Linked DNA regions of Mus musculus: region 2 is linked to region 1. A link is a loop called in an ENCODE intact Hi-C map of the cell type or tissue named here. Cell type or tissue: heart. All regions are shown on one strand. Each heading gives the region's core, and the rest is flanking DNA. Links, peaks and the distances in the headings are about the cores only.

The links. Peaks named below come from ENCODE experiments on the same cell type or tissue, not always from the same donor. Only the 100,000 strongest peaks of a DNase experiment are listed, where the experiment ranks them.
Region 2: a loop joins it to region 1, with 2.5 times the contacts of the local background. A loop is called at or near these places in 1 of 42 quality-filtered maps.

Annotation. Positions count from the first base shown.
Region 1 is chr7:110,258,936-110,261,848 of GRCm38, forward strand. The region is part of intron 3 of Swap70 (SWA-70 protein); the gene reads left to right. Among named protein-coding and RNA genes, the nearest start is that of Gm32861, 28 kb to the right of the region's middle. In heart, for the core only: no CTCF peak of the experiment used is centred there; a DNase peak (open chromatin) is centred at 1,296; H3K27ac peaks cover 2,328 bases.
Region 2 is chr7:110,094,913-110,097,825 of GRCm38, forward strand. Zfp143 (zinc finger protein 143) reads left to right here. Exons shown (of 16, transcript NM_001374618.1): 16 at 1-482. Among named protein-coding and RNA genes, the nearest start is that of Wee1, 26 kb to the right of the region's middle. In heart, for the core only: a CTCF peak has its summit at 1,737 (motif pointing right); no DNase peak of the experiment used is centred there; H3K27ac peaks cover 817 bases.

The DNA.
Region 1 (2,913 bases), core at 271-2,770:
AAAAATAAAATTTAGAATGCAATGTCTTTGTGGGTTTAACTTATCTGTTGGTAATTTTAAAGTCTTACAAGTTCAGAGTGTCTCGTGTACATAAGAGACGTTTACTGCTCGTTACATAGAGTCTAAATAGAATGTATTTACCTTGTATACACACACACACACACACACACACACACACACACACGCACGCACGCACGCACGCACCACACACGCACGCACGCACGCACGCACGCACGCACGCACGCACGCACGCACGCACACACGCACGTGCTCGAGCATGCTCCTTTGTTTGTTTGTTTGAGACAGGATCTCTCTTTCTGGCTGGCCTTGAACTCCGAGATCCACCTGCCTCTGCCTCCCGAGTGCTGGGTTAGAGGCGTGCTCCTGTTCCTCCACTCTTGCATAATTTTTATGTTTCTACTAATCCATCTATCATAATGATCACTGTGTTTAAAGTTTACAGTTTTTGTTGTTACTTGTTTTGTTTTTGAGACATGGTTTCACAGTGGAGGCTGGGCTGACCTCAAACTTGTGGCTATTCTCCTGTCTCCACCCCTGAGCCCCGAGATCATAGATATGCTGTACCATACCCAGTGAAATCAAGGCTTTTTTTCTCTACTTCAGCCAATACTGTCTAACGACGGCAGTTGTGTGAATAATGCACCCACAATATTCATTCGACTATGGTTTCCATTACCTAGAACGAATGTCAAGAATGTTAAATAAATATTTAAATTACATGGTAAAGTCAAGGTGTTTTCTGTCGGCACGTTTGTAGAGAGATGGTGAGCCCCTTTGAGTTGGTTCCACATTTTCTTCTGGTGATAATTCTTGGAAATGTGTGCCCATAAAGCATAAAGTATAGTTTTTACTAGTGTCATTTCCCATAGAACCAAGAACAAAACAGGATGTGTCTGTCACACACGTATTTGGAAGAAGTGCCTTGCTGCAGTGAAAACTCAAACTTGAAATGTTTTAAAGAGATCTTAGTAGAGGTAAAATGTAGGTTGCTCCTTTAATGACAGAGAAAACTTTTGACAGAATAAAAATCCAAGCCAAAGACCTAGAAAAATCACATTCAGCTTCAAGTTTCTTCTTGTTATTTTTAGTGAAATCTGCTTGGAAGGAGGAAGCAGGCTGCTTCCTGGACTGAATGAGCCTTAGAATTGGCACAGGCGCTTCTGTAAAGCAACCCTGGCACACACGTGACTCATTATTTAGTTTACTTGAATAGTGGAGTGAGAATGTGTCTCTTTGGCCAGCACAGGCAAAAGGTCCTTCTGCTCCTTGGTTAGAGTGTGTATGATTGTGTTCCAAGTCAACAGGAAGGACACAGTTGCTGGGAGTGATGGCTTGTTGGTGTTGGGGCTTAAAGTCAGCCTTCCAGGGCTTGAGAGTTTACCATTCCAAGAAGGTTCCAGAACTTGGGAAGCTGCTTTGAGAACTGAATTGAGAATCTGAGTTGCAAACAAAGGGTCACCTGGAGCTGGGAGGTGGTGGGTAAGCAAAGGCTGTCTCCTGATTTGCGCAGTGTCATGGGCTACAGCATCCTGTCAAATCCACAATGGCCCTTCATCCTGTATACACACATGCCATGCACATGTGCTTCCTCATAGTATTCCCTTGATGAGCTAAGTCTCAACCAGCAGCCCAGTGCCTCGTTTTGGGCTCCCTTAGGGAGTTAGAACTTCTATGTATGTTATCACTACCTTGGATAATTGCTTATCTAACTATCTTTTATTTTATATTTTTTATTAGATATGTATTTACATTTCAGATGTTATCCCCTTTCCTGGTTTCCCCTCCCAACCCCCTATCTCATCCCCGCTCCCCTGCTTACTAACCTGCCCACTCCTGCTTCCCTGTCCTGGCATTCCCCTACACTGGGGCATCGAGCCTTCTCAGGACCAAGGGCCTCTCCTCCCATTGATGCCCACAAGGCCATCCTCTGCCACATATGCAGCTAGAGCCATGAGTCCCTACATGTGTACTCTTTGGTTTAGTCCCTGGGAGCTCTGGGGTGGGTAGGGTCTGGTTAGTTGATAGTGTTATTCTTCCTATGGGGTTGCAAACCCTTTCAGATCCTTCAGTCCTTTCTCTAACTCCTCCATTGGAGATTCCCTGCTCAGTCCAATGGTTGGCTGTGAGCATCCACCTCTGTATTTGTCAGGCACTGGCAGGGCCTCTCAGGAGACTGCTGTATCAGACTCCTGTCAGCAATCACTTGTCGGCATCCCCAATAGTGTCTGGGTTTGGTGACTGTATATGGGATGGATCCCCAGGTGGGGCAGTCTCTGGATGTCTTTCCTTCAGTCTCTGCTCCACACTTTGACCAGACCAAATGACGCTCAAGAAGGAATACCAAAATATGGCTACTTCTGTCCTTCTTAGAAGGGGGAACAAAGTACCCATGGGAGGGGCTAACTATCTTATTACCTGGATGTAGGAGTAAACAGACTCTCTTGTAGCCCAGGCTGTCCTTGAATTCATTATTTAGCTGAGGATAGTTTTGATCCTCCTGCTACAAACCGACTCTTACTGCTTGCGTGCATTCTCTCTCTCTCTCCTTTCTTTTAAAAAACTTATTTTGTTTTAGCCTCTTCTTGACTTTAATCATCTTTCTCATTATCCTTTTTTCTCTTCGGTTACTACCCTCCACCTCCTTAGAAGCACAAAAGGCTAGGCTGTAAGTGACACCTCTTCACCAAGAGGAGAGCGGGGCCTGAGTGTGCTTCCCTTCCACTCAGAGCATTTGCTGACGCTGCTCATGCCTTTTCAAGGCCTTGCTTAATGAATGTTTATCCCAACGGAGCTTCTATCACTAAATTTGTGATGGTTTTGAACTTGCAGTACTTTGTAAATGGAATTTCTTTCCATTTCCTGTTGCATTTTATTATTTCACAAACAGCATTA
Region 2 (2,913 bases), core at 204-2,703, 160 kb before region 1:
CTTCAAGCTAAAATGCTGATTATTTTAGCATTACATTGGATTATGTATAAAATTACAAAGTTTGGTTATTTTAAATTAAAACATTAAATCCAGTGTTTGAAGCTGGGAATGGCAGCTTGTGCCTGTAATCCCAGCATTAAAGTCCTGATGCAGGAGGAGAACATAAATGTGAGACTAACCTGGGCTGTGTAGTGAATTCCAGGCTAATCTGAGCTACTCTCAAAAAACAAGATATATCCATTATTTGGGTTGTTAAAATCAGCCTTTTGATTTTTTGCTACTGTTTTTTATGATAATCAACTATGAGAGTTTCCCACGGGTCTGGCCTAGGCTTATAGTTCTATGGCTGAGAATGAATTTACTCCAAAAAACTGGGTTAGTGAGTTGTGTAAATTATTTATTTTTGCTCCTAATCTTTTGTTTTAAAGCTTATTTACCTTAAAGTTTATTATTGACTTTGAATACAGCAGTTTTTAAAACAATACTTTTTGTTTGTTTCATTAAATTGGTCTGATGTTGGGGAATGTTGCACAGGGATCCACAATGTAATTGGGGGATGGGGTGCTGGAGAGATGGCTCAGTGGTTAATTAAGAGTACTGACTGCTCTTCCAAAGGTCCTGAGTTCAAATCCCAGCAACCACAGCTCACAACCATCCGTAATGAGATCTGGCACCCTCTTCTGGAGTGTCTGAAGACAGCTACAGTACTTACATATAATAAATAAATCTTTTTTAAAAATACATATAGATATATATTTCCCGGTACACTCAGGCCAAGAGTATATCTATATAGGCACAGACCAAGCACTGTTCTCTATATATGTATTCAACAGTCTTATGAAAATTTAAGATTTATTGTCTCCAGCTTACCCAGGCTTCGCAGTTGCAGTTTTAGAAGGCAAGGCAGGTCAAAATTGGACAACCAGGTGTTTTGCCTCCATGTCCAGTATGGATTTTATACTATGCCTCAGTATCCTCGAATGATAAGTCCTTGTAGCCGAGGTTATCAAGATGACTTGTTTGACAGCTTCTGTTTGCTAGTAGCAAGAGTCAAGGTTTTTTTAAAAGCTTTATTTTATCTGGGCAGTGGTGGCTCACACTGTTACTTTCAGCATGTGGGAGGCAGCGGCAGACGGGTCTCTGTGGCAGAACCACTGCCATAGGCACACACGAGCTTATGCATGGAGACCTAAACTACAGGCCTCTCTGAGCCTTCATCTCCACCTACAGTCAGATTCCAGGGCCCTGCACTCCATCCCAGCCCCTGCCAGCTGCACTTAACAGTACTGCCCCGGACAGTTCTGAGAAGTCCTGACTTCCTTTGGGGCATAGGTTGCTGTCCTTTGTTCCCAATCCATTGAGTGTCTCCTAGCAAGGTAGCATGCTCCTTCAAGACGTACTTCAGCTGCTGTGTGTCTCAACTGAAGCAGCAGAAAGGAGTTCTCCCAAAAATAAGTCCTCCAAAGGTACTTGAAGAAACAAGAGTGTAAGTCAGCAATAAAGCAGCCTAATGCCTATGTGGTAAGATCCAGGCAGGGTCGACGTCCCCAGCAAAACCTGTTACAAACCCAGGAAATCAACAGCCCAGAGGGTAAAAGTGCTTACTGTGAAACCAGATAACCAGACCTCAATCACACAGATGCACACAGACAAGCACATGCACACAATTTTTTAATTTTTTTTATGGGTGTTTTGCCTGCATGTATGTCTGTATACTGTATGTGTGCCTTATGCTCACGGAGGCCAGAAGATGGCATTCTCTCTCTTTTTTGTTTTGTTTTGTTTTGTTTTTCGAGACAGGGTTTTTCTGTGTAGCTCTGGCTGTCCTGGAATTCACTCTGTAGACCAGGCTGGCCTCAAACTCAGAAATTCGCCTGCCTCGGCATTCTCTTTTCTTTAACTGGAGTTACAGACATGATTGTGAGCCACCATGTGGGTGCTGGAAATTGAACCCAGGTTCTCCCAAAGAGCAGTCAGTATTCTTGCTGAGCCATATCTCTGTCCCCCTAATCAGTAAATTTACAAAGAGGGAAGGCACAGTTGCATACAGTTTGTGCTCCACATGATTTCTACAAGCCTCAAGACTCAGAAGGTTGGGGGTCTACAAGGCAAGTCCAGAAATATTACACAGGGGTACTACTCTGGAGGAAAAAAAAAGTTATGTGTATATGTGTGCCTGAGTGTGAGTTTGTGCACATGAGTATGTTTGCCATAGGAGAAATTGGATCCCCTGAAGCTGGAATCGTGGGTCGCCTGGTAAGTGTTAGGGACTGAACTCAGGTCTTCTACAACATACCAATCACTGAGCCATCTCTCCACCTCACCCTTTGAAGTTCTTACATCTTTTTTTTTTCTTTTGGCTGGGAGGGGTGGATGTCCGTGTGGTTGGTCAGGCAGTGTTTCCATGTCACGGGGCTCAGAGTTGTTTCCTTCCCCAAGACAAGGACGACTAGGCAGTAGCTCATTATTTTGCTGATAGATGAGTTTTACAATATGAATTGTTTCTTCCACGGTATTGTGCATTGCAGCAAAGGTCATGATAAGTCAAACTCCCAATACTCTGAGCCTGCTCAGTAAAGACTGGCTTCTTCAGTAGTGTCAGGAAGCCCTAGGAGAGACTGCAGCCAGGCCTTGTTAAAGAGTAACTAACTCCTTTTGATCCTGGTTGGAGGCAGCAGAACCTTACTCTTGAGCAGAGGACAAGCAGTCTTACTGAGATTAGCTTAGCACTTAGCTTATTCCCACCACCACAGAGTGGCACCCACACTCCCCAAACAGATTAGCAAGGTCACATCACTGAAGAGGACAAAGGTCATCTTGTCGAGCTAAGTCAGCACTGAGTAGGATTGTTGGAGGAGAGAGAGAGAGGACCCCTCCTCCAACAAGAGCATAGGGCTGTAGGGTCAGAAATGG